Linked DNA regions of Mus musculus: all the other regions are linked to region 2. The links are chromatin contacts, found by Hi-C in ENCODE. All regions are on one chromosome and are shown on one strand. The core of a region is the stretch at or near the end of the contact, and the rest is flanking DNA. Distances in the headings are between cores, read along the strand shown.

Region 1 (4,424 bases), core at 1,261-3,760, 2.7 Mb before region 2:
TGGAACCACCTAGCCATGGAGGTTTTTCTACCTCAATCAACCCTTCCTCTTTGACCTGACCGAGAAGAGACCCAGTCTGCTCTTCAGGCTTCACTTTTGCTTTCTTTAGCCCTTTCCTGCTGATGAAACCACAGTTGTTGCTCAGCGCAGTGGAACAGTCCTTGTCATTGATAGGATGAAGGGTATTTTTCTACAATTGAAAATATAGGGGCCGGAGCGAGTGGGGCCGGAGCAAGAGGAAGAAGGGAAGGGGGTGGAGGAATAAGAAAAAAAGAAAAAGAAAAAAAGAAAAGAAAGAAAAAGAAAATATAATGCAATTACTGTTTTCTTTTTTTCTTTTTTTGGTTTTCAAGACAGGGTTTCTCTGTATAGCCCTGGAACTCACTCTGTAGACCAGGCTGGCCTCGAACTCAGAAATCTGCCTGCCTCTGCCTCCCAAGTGCTGGGATTAAAGGCGTGCCACGCCACCATGTCTGGCTGCAATTACTTTTTAAAAGCAAATTTGTTTGGATTTTGTCTTTCGACATTGTCCATTCCTCATTCTGAGAATCTGCCATGCTGTTAGTTATAGCTTCACGCTATCATGCTCCTAGGAAACATCAAGATATCCTGGGCATTAAACTGCTCCCACTTCAAGACAGCACCCAGTCCTGGCCATTCCTCCTAATAGTATTCTGTGAGGTTTTCCTCAAATCACCCCGGCAAAATGCAGATCTTTCAAGTGATTTGTAGCATCATCTTCTAAGAGCCTCGTGGTTCATCACAGCGATGTTCACATGTTTTGTAATAAATCTAAATTGTCCCAACTATAGGTCTGTCTGTCTCTTGGTTGTCTTTGGCTGCATTGCACCGATAGGTCTGTGTGCTTTCTGTATGTTGTCTCACGTAAGCTGAAGCATTCCTATTTGAAGTGTTTGTTGATGGAGAAGCAAAGGAAGTCACACATCACCTCCAACACCACGCAGCTACCAAATGGTAAGAATGGAAGCTTCATCTTCCTTGTCCATCGTGACAGAGCCAGGTACTTCTTCCGGTGACCTTGGTAATCTCTTGGAATCTGCCTTTAGTATATGCTCACTGAAGATGAAAATCTGTGTGACAATAATAAAAACTCACATTATAACAAGAAAAGGAGCAAACAGTACCTGCAAGACCAGAACTAAACCTAAACCTCTAAAAGCTGTAGATGAAACCTTAGGTTCATTTTCTGAATCCCTGTGCTAGTCTCTGTGGAATACCTAGAACTATTTCTTGTACCAAAATCAATAGTTTATGTTTACTTGTCTTGGCTTGAATCACCTCCATAGTCAGAAGGTCAATATCTTTAAGGATGCACTTGGGAGATTCCTGGATTTCTTTATTTGTTCCTTTTCCTTGTGTAGCCACACTGAGTTGATCTCCAGAATTTTCTCTTCATTACTAATGTCTTTATTTGGCATATTGGGGATAGGTGCTTGCTTGCCTTGAACCCAGGTTCTGACCCTTTCCTCTACTTTATATTTAGGATTGCCACCTGAACTTAAAAACCTGTAGAATGGCTGTTATAATTTTACATTTTGTTTTGTGTCAATACCTGTGAAACACATTAAACTGTGAATTGTTTGGACCCTATTCCTTTTAATTTTTGGTTGACCCTGAGTACGCATTTAGGCTTTGAGGCATGCTGTAAGTGCTGAACAATGTGAACTGGAGTTCCAGAAAAAGCCGCACCTGTAGTAAAAATTCTACGCGCTTAATTGACAGGTTAGAATTCCAATGATTGTAGAGACATGGAATGCTGCCAATCCAGAGCCAAGTAATCTTGGCTCACGTAATTGCCATTCATCGCTGCGTTAGATCTAACATACCTACGACTATCACGTGACGCCTTTTGCTCTTCCTTAAAAGTCCACTAACTTCCACCAACCTCAAACAAGACTGTGCATCTCGTAGCACCTGTAGGTCTGTCCTAATGTCTTTGAAATGACTTTCTTCCGTGCTTCAACCGATGTTCACACCACCTGGCTGCGGTCACTCATTTCTGGTTCTAGAATGAACTCTATTCTCTCTGAGACGACAGCAGTATTTTTATATAAACGGTAATCAAAAAATGGTAAACATCTCTTCTAAGAGGCATGGGCGCTGGCAAGTAGTAGAAGTATTTTTCCTAGACCCTGAGATCTCCAGAGACTACTCAAAGGGCTTATCAGTTGCTTTCGTATTCAGTGCTGCTGAAACAGTACTGAGAGAGGTTCCCTGCGGCTCAGATTTTTCAAGAACCTACTCTGAAAGTCCAAGGGAAGCCTTGTTAGAGACTCTCTTTAGCTCAACCTTCCTTCCAAACCCGTTCCTTACTATGTACCATCTGGCAAGCAGCCTGCATAGCCAGAGGGCGAGAAGCGCGATGGACAGGCCGAAGGGCCAATCAGGCCCAGGCTTTGGCATCCCCGGAAAAGGCGGGGCCCTTGCGTCACAGGTTCCGCGGCGCGGGATTGGCTGACCGGGCTGCTTGTGGTGGCGGGAGATTTCAGATAGATTGGCCCAGCCGTGTGCAGCGGTTAATGCGCAGTGGGCGTGGGACCGGGAAGTTGAGCCCGCGGAGCAAAGCCCCAGATCAGGTCGCGACCTAGACCCGGGAAGATGGAGAGGCACCGGGCGCGCGCTCTCGGCCGGGACAGCAAGTCGTCGCGGAGGAAGGGCTTGCAGTCCGCGCCGCCCGCTGGCCCCTACGAGCCCGGGGAGAAGCGACCCAAGTTGGTAAGTGTGGGCCAGAGCCACAACGTGCGGCGACTCCCGCGGCCTACAACTCCCTGTCCCCCAGGTGACATCCCCGGGAGCTGGGAGCTAGGTTTGTTTCAGAAGGCCTGAGCTGTTAATCCGCTTAGATCCCCAGTGACAAGGCGGGATTCGATTCCTTTCTGGGACGAATGCCCTGATGTCTGTGAAGCCTGGCAGTTCTTTGGGCGTATCTGAAAAACAGTTCAAATGGCTGTGTACTGACGTCATCAAGGCGGATTCTGCATTTTAAAAGAAAGTTAAAATTTACCCCATCCCTTTAGTAGAACAGTCAGTCAGACAGAAAGTGAACTTCTAGCTGATAGCCCTCCCTCCCCCGTCTAATATTTTAATTCAACAAGAACCTTTTAAGGTGGACGTATTTTTACAAGTTGAGGCAACTCGTTTTCAAACTTGGCGGGTTGTGTAGTCACTGCTAAAGAATGTCATGTTTAGCTTGGAAGGAGTCTTCAAGTATCTGAAACTCGTTAATCGGGTTGGCTTTGCGTTCTTAAAGCTTAAGGAAGAGCTATGATTAGCACCTGGTAAGCTTTTAGTTAGTGTCAGCTGGAAGGAAACTAGGTAATGAGGATGATTTCATTCAGATTGTCTGATTGTGTGGGTTGGTAGGTTTTGGTATTAGTCCAAGAGAATTGCAGAGTTAACACTGACTGTTAGTTTTCCTTAGAAGTATGGGGAAATTATTTTTATGTATTGATAGGAACAGGCTTTGCCCTTTCTTGTCAAATACAATTTCAGGAATTTATACCATGATTATATCCAAAATAATAGATTGTGGATCAATCGCTAAGTGTAATATTTACTTGTAATTGAATAAAGCTGAGAGCAGAGACATGTTGAGATAAGTGGGGGTTGATTATGCAGAATTGAGCATCAAAATAACACGAGGATAGGAGAGAGTTAACCTGGTCATGATAGATTCTGTCCACTCTGAGAGGGATCCATGAGATGCTGCCTCCTCCTCCTCCTCCTCTTCCTCCTCTTCTTCTTCTTTAAAGATTTATTTATTATTTTTATGTAAGTACACCGTAGCTGTCTTCAGACACACCGGGAGGGGGTGTCAGATGTCATTATGGATGGTTGTGAGCCACCAAGTGACTGGGATTTGAACTCAGGACCTTCGGAAGAGTAGTCCGTGCTCTTAACCGCTGTACCATCTCACCAGCCCCCATCTCCTCCTCCTCCTCCTCCTCCTCCTCCTCTTTCTTCTCCTCCTCTTTCTTCTCCTCCTCTTCCTCCTCCTCCTCCTCTTCCTCCTCCTCCTCCTCTTCCTCTTCTTCTTTTTCTTTCTTTCTTTTTTTTTTTTTTTTTTTTTTTTTGGCTTTTTGAGACAGGGTTTCTCTGTATAGCCCTGCCTGTTCTGGAACTCATTTTGTAGATCATGCTGGCCTCGAATTCAGAAATCCTCCTGCCTCTGCCTCCCTAGTGCTGGGATTAAAGGCGTGCGCCACCACGCCCGGCCCATCTCTTCTTTTTTATAATTGACTTTCTGGGTTAGTGCTCAGCACATGTCTTGGCTGCCACGGAAGTGTGATTTTCTGTAGTTTACAACATAGCGTTCTTGAATAAATATTTGATGTTACTGAAGGCTGATGATTGTGTTTTTTATTATTTCTCTGGTATGCCACAGTGCCCATACCATTTGCTAA
Region 2 (4,020 bases), core at 601-3,100:
CATTTAAAGATCTAATCTTGCCTTGCTGGTTTAGGCGGCGGCGGCAGCGGACTGCATCTCCGAGCCAAGTCTTTTTTTCTCTCTCCCTCTTCTTTTTCTCTCTTCTTTCCGAGCAGCCAGAGGGAGGGGAGGAAATGCAGAGGAAAAAAAAGTGTCCCGATTTGTAGTTTCCTCCCCCTACCAAGCTCCTCCCTCTCTTCCTCGGAGAGGGTTCTCCCCCAAAATCAAGAAAGCCACAGCCTGATCAGCATTTGCGCCGAGAGCCTATTGGGAGGAGAAAAATATAGAGATATATCTCCGCCTCTGTTCGTAGAACACTCTGGTGTGTCTCTATGCCAATCCGGGAGCCGCCACTACCATCCCATCCTCTTCCAGCAAGCAAAGACTTCTCTCCCTGCAGTTTAATTCCAGTTTGCTTTTCTTGCCAGGCGAAAGGAAATCAACAGGCAACTCATGGTTAGACGTGCAGATTTGAGGGGGGGGGGGAGGGGGGAGGGCAGACTAGAAAGGAGGAGGGAGCTACCCTCCCAGTCCTAGCACACACACACACACACACACACACACACACACACACACACTGCCCTGTCTCTCGCTAGAAGGGAAACAGTCTCTGCATTCACAGGGCTGGGCTGTCAAGTGGCTCTCTTTTCTTTCTATTCAGCACCTCCTTCCAGTGGCCCAGCCTCCTTTTCATCTAGAAAGGAAAACCTTGGCGAGGAACAAGAGTGGTGAATATTTGAAGAGAATAACAGTGTAGGCTTTTTCCCCCCTTATTATTATTATTATTTTAAATTGGAGGAGTAGAGTCGACGGAATACATCAAGGCTTGGCGTGATGCATTCTGCAGTCTGGCTCACACACGGTCTCTGGTCGACTTGGGAAAGGCAGAGAGGGTGAGGAGCTGCAGCCACCGCGGTTCTGCCAGGGCGCCCACCCGGGGAAACTACCTCCTCCACCTCCGAGGGGAGGTTAGGCACGGGTTGATCTACACATTATTTCCGCTTCTCCCAGCGCCTCGGTATACGGGAATGACACATCCAGAAATGCAGGTGTTCTCATCTGCGGGATGAGTCAGAAGCAGCGGAACGAATCGTATTCACTCTCCCCTCACGGTCCTCCCTTCGCAGTCCTTAGTTGAGGCTTCTTCTTAAGGCTTTCTCTGACCACTCAATAGGAAAAACAAAAACAAAAACAAAAAAAAAACAAACAACAACAACAAAAAAGCCGGAATCACGTCGGGGGTGGGGGAAGAAAAACGAGAAAAAGCGTGGGGGGAGGAAGGCAAAGCTGAATCCAGGAACACTTTTACTCTACCTCTTTCGGCCGGAGTCCGAGGCTCTGCAAAACAAGGCGTCTGCTTTGCTTACGAATATTTATTTGTTTTTTAAAAAAAACCTTTCCACTTGGTTAGGCGTGAGATGCCCCCAAATCTCTCAGTCTTAGGGGTGGGGGCACGTTTCCAGTAATGATTCACAGCTTAGCCCAGGATCATAGTTCAAGATTTTCCTCCCAACGGTCTCTGTTCACAAAGTCCAGCATCGGTGTGCATAGCTAATTGTGCAGTCTGTTGTGGAGGTTTTTTTTAAATTTTAATTCCTCCTTTTTTTTTTTTCTGTCACGAGTGGTCTCTTTCAGTCTAGTGCGGTGCCTGTCAGGATCACCCCAAAGCCTGAGAAAGACGTGCAGGTTTCAAACCGAATAAATCCATCTCCGCCAGCCAAGACGCGGAGGAAATGGAAGGTGAAAAATTCAATTCAACAGTTGGAGTACCGTCTCCGAGCCGCCCTCCTCCGCTGCGGCAGCCGCCGGGCTCGCAGTCCGGATTCTCTCCCCAGCGTCTCTTGCTGACTGACTCTATTCACCTCACGCCGCCGCTTAAACATTGATACTGATTCTCTGCCAGCCAATCGGCGTGGGGAGCCAGACCCTGCCTTCTCGGCCCACGCCCAATGGGAGGCGGAGAAACGGCAGGCGGGGGCGGGGCCAGCAGCCCCAGCTCTTTAGAGTCATTGACTAGCTTGAGTCCGACCGGAGAGCATCAAGGCCCGCAGAGCCCGCGCTAAGTCTCGGCGGCGGCGCCCAGGGCTGAGCCGTGGTAGCCCTGGTGTTTAGAGGGTGTCTTCCTCTAGAAAGAGAAAAGTTTGGCAGTGATTTGATTTCAACTGGGGATAGGATGTAAAGCCAGGCGTGGGGAATCACCGTATACTTTGCAGAGAGAGGCAGCTGCGGTCTTCCTGGTGCCTTCTAGTCCACACACCAACCCACGTCGTCAGCTTACACACAGACACACACAGACACACACACACACACACACACACACACAAACACTGGGCCAAGGGAGTTGCGGATTTTCTGACTCCTTGTGCACTCATCTGGAGGTGCGGAGTGGGTGCGTGCGCGCGCATGCGTGCGCGCGCCCGAGAGAGAGCGAGAGAGAGAGAGAGAGAGAGAGAGAGAGAGAGAGAGAGAGAGAGAGAGAGAGAGAGCGTGTGTGTGTGTGTGTGTGTGTGTGTGTGTGTGGTGTATGTACGCGTTTTCTCACGGTGGGATGTTTATTTCGGTGAACGCCAGGAAAGTGCAGTGTTAGAGATCTGTCTGTGCTAGCTAGCTCGGGAGCAAACACGCCGCAAGCAACTGTAATCAATATGTAACTTTCTTCATCCTCAGAGAAATCCCCGCTGTCCCCAGGCACCCATGCAAGGAAAGTCACTTGATTATGAAAGTGTTTCAGAAGAAAAGCAGACGCCGGTGGAGAGAGAGGCAGTGTCTCGAAGGAGGGAACAAGCCTCTCTTAAGACATGTTTTGCAGCTCCATGAAACTGAAATCTGGTTGAACAGTGTTTAGACTTCTACCTTTTAACCATCTCCTATCACAGCCCACATTCAAGGTAATCCAATGTCCCTTAATGTCCCTAGCTTTGGTGTCTAATTCACTTCTGTTCATCTTACTAAAATTCCAAATAGCAATTTGATATTTTTTTCAAATCAAATAGCATTGCTAATATGTATAAAGTCTCCTATTCATAGAAGCTGAACTTAGGCAAGAACTTATACCAGATTGAATGATGTTTGTTTAAATATTCTCTCTCTGTCTCTTTGTCTCTCTCTCTTCTTCCTCCTCTTCCTCTCCCTCCTCTTCCTCCTCCCCCCCCCCATTCTAAATTTCTCATCTCCAGCTTTAGAATCTCAAAGCTTGCTTTTGTCTGAACTGCTTTCACAAACATCCACAAGTTACGATCAGTTTTGGTTCTGATCTAGCAGTTCTGGAGCAGAGTTAAGAGGGACAAAGGAAAACAATCCGTTGAAATAGAGAAGGTGAGTATTTTGATTGCGACAGTATTGATTGTAGTTCATAAATACTGAAGTTAAGTTGCCATTTATAAATTGTGAATGACTACTATAAAAATATGTAACATGAATCATTCAGAATTTCAAAGAAAATCAAATCCAGACCAATTACAAGAATGCTCTGAATATTGTTTTGGGGATACTTGCTTAAAGGTTCAGATCAAGGAGCTATTAATTTCCCAGAGCTTCAAGGAGATAACATATAGTCTGATTTTGCAGTCTGGTCTCATTCCAAATGTACCATTCCCTTGAGAGACCAACAGCTCAAAAATTCAAAGAGAAGATCTTTTTAGTCAGACCTTCAAATTCAAAAATGTTCCTTTCTTGTCTTCCCTAAATAGGTTGTTTAGCATATATGTTTGTAGTCCACAGAGGACTCAGTCTTGCCAAAGTAAAGGCTGTTTTGCTAAGTTGTCTTTAACCACAAAGTCTTATATAGCCATAGCTTTCTTTATGTCTCTCTGGTTAGAAATATTGGTCCAATGCATGTGCTTTGGAAGTTGATTCTTGTAATCTTTATAACCAGAAACTGCCTATGGCATAGTGAACACACATTCACACATTCATTTATCAATTTTTATTTTGTATCTCCCTCTCCTCGCACCCTGCCTGAGTTCTAAGGATAAACACCAGCACTTTGCAAAGCTAAACAAGAGCAGTAGCTCTTAGATA
Region 3 (4,125 bases), core at 1,059-3,558, 3.0 Mb before region 2:
TAGAAAACTCCTACCCACCTTAGAGATGTAAGAACTTTAGCGATCCCAGCCTTTATCTGGACTCTTCAGAAGCAAAACAGATTGGTAGAAAGGAATATGTAAACCTAACTTGTAGTACAAAGTGGCAAATGATAAAATGTAACATTGCTGGAGATTTGTAACAATCTTACTAAAGGAGGAACCGGACTCTGCCTGGGCATTTGTGACTGACCGGGCCATTCCAAGGTCAACTCTTCCAAATGAATAAGACCCTATGATGCAATATATTTCTAAGTATCTAAGATACCACAGAAAAATAATATAGACTTCTCTGCCCTTAAGGAGTTAGTTATAAAAGTCCGGATAAAACAAATTTAGAATCTTCTGGGATCCTAATAAACTAACAAACCTTCTTATAGGATGCAGCCATGTTTCAGAATTTACGCAAAAGGCCATATGTGTAAATAAAGGGGTATCACTAGTTTATAAGAGTAAGACTCAGTGTAATGTAGAACTCAAATAGATGCTAAGTCTGGTGTGATCCAAACCTGCAATCCCATCATGAGTTCGAGGCCAGCCTGGGCTACATAAACTAAAATGAAGACAGACTTAAGCTTATTCTGGACAGCCTTGTTAAAAAAAAAAAATCAAGAAAATGAAAGGAGGCATCCCATTGAAAGAGGAAAATAAAACTGAATAAAGTGAAATTTTTAACTTACAATTTGCAGTAAATGGGGGGGGGGGCGGGGGGTGAGGAGGTCTGTACTTTATAAACAAATACTAAGTACACAGGACTGAACCAGCCTAGTTACATCAACATTTATTTCAACCACTTTCTAGCCAGGTCATGGGAGAAAGTTACTTAATTCTTTGCCTTCATCTTTACACCTGTGAGTAGGGCAGGAAAAAAAAAAGGCCTGTCAAGTCAATTAGCAAAGCATTCACAGCAGGGTTGCTTTGTCTCTGCCCTATTGGTCAAAACTTTAAGATCAAAGTAAAATTCCAACCCTTTAAGCACTGGCTTCCTCCTTCTTGGCTTTAATCCTCAAATACCTCCCTACTTCCAGTTACCTCTAGGATCTAGTGTCCTTTCTCCAAAATGAACACATTCCTAACTCTACATCTGCAAAGTCTTTCTTCACCATCTGCCAGAACCCACTTCTCTCCTTCAGTCATCAAGTGCTCGGTCTGTCCTTCACGCTTTGCTAACACTGCGATAGTTTTCTTGATCTCCCTTCTCACTAAAGTGTAGTTTCAGAAAGCTGGGACGAGTAATCTGTATTTCATCCTCACCCCTACCCATCAGCCCAGAAGGTACCTACGCCAGGCTGGGGAAAGCGACGCTGAATTAAACTGGATGTTTACAACTGGTGTGGCTGCAATTCCAGAAACTGCTTAATGTCAAGTAATTTGTCATTGCTTTCAGATCCCCAAAAGTCACGGCTGGAAAAGTATTTTTTAAAAAAAGATCAGACCAACACCATCCTTTCCAGAAAAGTTCCACGGGGCAGCCCCGGCACGAGTAGCCGGGACGGTCATTCTCTGCTTCGCGAGTTGAGCGTGCAGCAAGGGCAGCGGCGCTCCGGTCAGCGCGGTAGTTTGAAACGAGGGCAGCGGGCCGGCTCCGGCCGCCGCGCGGGGCTGGGCTCCGTGCTCCCGCCAACTTCCCGCAGGCCGCCGCCTCCCGCGTCCGCCGCAGCGACACCCTCCAGGGGCGGCGGCGCGCCGTGCTCGGCCCCGCGGGTGCTCCTGAGCGGCGCGGCTCGGGGCCTGGCCGCCGCCCGCTCCCCGGCCCCGAGGCCTCGCTCTCTCCCCGCGGGCCGCCGCCGCCGCTGCCGCCGGCGCGCCGCTCCCGGTCGCAGGCCGCCGCCCCTAGGGGAGCGGGGACGCTCGCCCAGCTCCGCGTGGCGCCGGGGGCGGAGCCGGCCCCGAGGGCCCCCGAGAGGACGGGGGCGGGTGGCCGTGGCCGCCTTCCTCGCCGCATCCCCGGCGCCCCTCTCCCGACCTTCCCCGGGGCCGGACCCGAGCCCGGGGCCGGGCGGCCGGCGCGACGCGGCACTTACCAACCCGCCTGGGACAACGCGGCGCCGGACACCTCGGCCATGGTTAGCTGTTCAGGCTCGGGGACGGCGGGGGTCTGAACTGAGGGTGGGGGACGGGCCTCCTACTGGAGACCCAGAAAAAAGAAAAAGAAGAAAGAGGGGGAAAAAAAGAAGAAAGAAAAGAAAAAGAAAAAAAAACTCCTCTGTTCGACTGTGCCACTGGGCATGCTCAGTGAGACGGGCGCTTCCGCGTGCGGGTTCCGCTCGCCGCGTTTTGTGAGCGGCCGCAGGGGCCGGCCCGGGCTGGGAGCGGCGAGCCGCCAAACGCGGCCTGGGCCGGGGATCGGACACGGCGCCGCGGGGGACGGCGCTAGGCTAGGCTGGTTGGCGCCGCTCCTGCTGCCGGGGACCGGGCTGCTTGGTCACTTTCTAAGTTGCACACACATGCGGGAGCCGCGCATCCCAGGGACTAGGCTGCCTCACGGGGCGGGACACGGACCCCCGCGGCCCGGGCGGCGGCGCATCGGGGATGATGCTACCACGGCCACGTTTGGGGCGGTGCAGCCCAGCCCATTCTGCACCCGAGCTGGCTGTTGTCACCAGGGCCCGCTCCATTCGCCCGGCCTTGCGGTCGGCCGAGGCTCAGAGACTGCGGCTCGCACCCCACTCTGGGTCCCCGCAGGCAGTTGGGTGAGCGCGACACCCTAACCCTGCACTTAAGGGAGTTGGCTTTGAAACTGGGCAACAGGGACAAGACTTTTTTTTCTTGTCACCCTCCTGCTGGGCGTAGCCCTAACCCAGCGTGGCCCAGCGACCTTGGCACCGGCACCTAACCGGGCTAGCACCGCCCTACGCCGTGCCCTTTGCCGCACGCGGGAGGACCGGGGTGCACGGCGTGTCCCCGACTGGGCACGCGCAGCGACGCCACCGAGCTGCGCCGGAACGCTCCTATCGTGATTGGGCAATCAGGAGTCACACAGCCCAATCAGAGAAGAGGTTTCTGGGTCGGGGCGGGCCTGTTGGTGCTCCTAAAAAGTTTACTCCAGAATCTGGGTCCTTCTCCTCCTGGGACGGTGGCGCGGAGGAGGAGAGTCGGGGGCAAGTTATTTCCCAGTGATTCTGCAGACTTACAGGCTATTTAAGAACTTATAGTCGATAAAATTTGCAGTGTAAATAAAGAAAACATCTAATAATAAAAAAATAACTTATATTCGGTCTGCAACCCGTCGCGGTGGCTGCTTCACCTTTACTGTCACCGTCACTGAGCCAGACTTCGGAGAGACTGCAAAATTGGCAGCTGCTCCTGAGACTTAAAAGCAACTTATTAGAGAAAGAAGGGTATTAAGCATCCAGAAGTTAACTGAAATCTCCATTTTCTCACTTTAGCTGTTCACAGTTCTAAAGTCACTATGCCTTCCTTGGGAAATATGCTATGATGTCTTTCTGAACACACATTTGCTCCTACGTATAATTAAATGTGTACAGCATGTTCAGAAACTGGAATAAATTTCTTTCCTAGTATTTGCAGTGGTAGAAAATGTTTTAAATCATCCATGAGCAGCAAGTGTGTTTATATGTACAAGCTGACCTGAACACAGAGGGGGAAAAAAATAAATAAAAGTAAATGGACAGCTCAGGTTAATTGCCAACTTTGTTATTAAATAGACCATAGCAAACATAACTTTTTTTTTTAAGATTTATTTATTTATTATATGTAAGTACACTGTAGTTGTCTTCAGATACACCAGAAGAGGGCATCAGATCTCATTACGGGTGGTTGTGAGCCACCATATGGTTGCTGGGATTTGAACTTCAGACCTTCAGAAGAGCAGTCGGGTGCTCTTACCCACTGAGCCATCTCACCAGCCCCAAACATAACTTTTTATTCGTGTAAATTAAGTGAAAGTTATAATGTCCCAGTAACCAGAACTATTGAATAAATAAGCCTTTAAACTGGTTCTCACATTCAGTGTGATACAATAAGAATTTACCATTGCAGGTGCTTATGACTAAAGTTAAACATTGCACAAAATACCAAACCCACTTCAAGAGTGTGATTCCTACTGGAGGAATTTGTTATAATAAGAGCATCAAAAACTAAAAT

Evidence for each region. A loop is a pair of places that touch in the nucleus more often than their neighbours do.
Region 1: a loop to region 2 is called in a map of T-helper 1 cell, with 5 times the contacts of the local background. The contact joins the promoter of Diaph3 here to the promoter of Pcdh17 in region 2. A Hi-C loop is called at or near these places in 2 of 37 maps with a recorded cell type or tissue (T-helper 1 cell and left cerebral cortex).
Region 3: a loop to region 2 is called in a map of heart, with 14 times the contacts of the local background. The contact joins the promoter of Tdrd3 here to the promoter of Pcdh17 in region 2. A Hi-C loop is called at or near these places in 7 of 37 maps with a recorded cell type or tissue (gastrocnemius, heart and left cerebral cortex).

Annotation. Positions count from the first base shown.
Region 1 is chr14:87,139,310-87,143,733 of GRCm38, reverse strand. Diaph3 (diaphanous related formin 3) reads left to right here and starts at 2,510. Exons shown (of 28, transcript NM_019670.2): 1 at 2,510-2,736. The coding sequence starts at 2,620.
Region 2 is chr14:84,441,393-84,445,412 of GRCm38, reverse strand. Pcdh17 (protocadherin 17) reads right to left here and starts at 1,850. Exons shown (of 4, transcript NM_001013753.2): 1 at 1-1,850. It overlaps Gm32498 (predicted gene, 32498), which reads left to right and starts at 2,009. Exons shown (of 4, transcript NR_168882.1): 1 at 2,009-2,888; 2 at 3,177-3,315.
Region 3 is chr14:87,414,766-87,418,890 of GRCm38, reverse strand. It overlaps Tdrd3 (tudor domain containing 3), which reads right to left and starts at 2,308. Exons shown (of 14, transcript NM_172605.3): 1 at 2,043-2,308. The coding sequence starts at 2,083.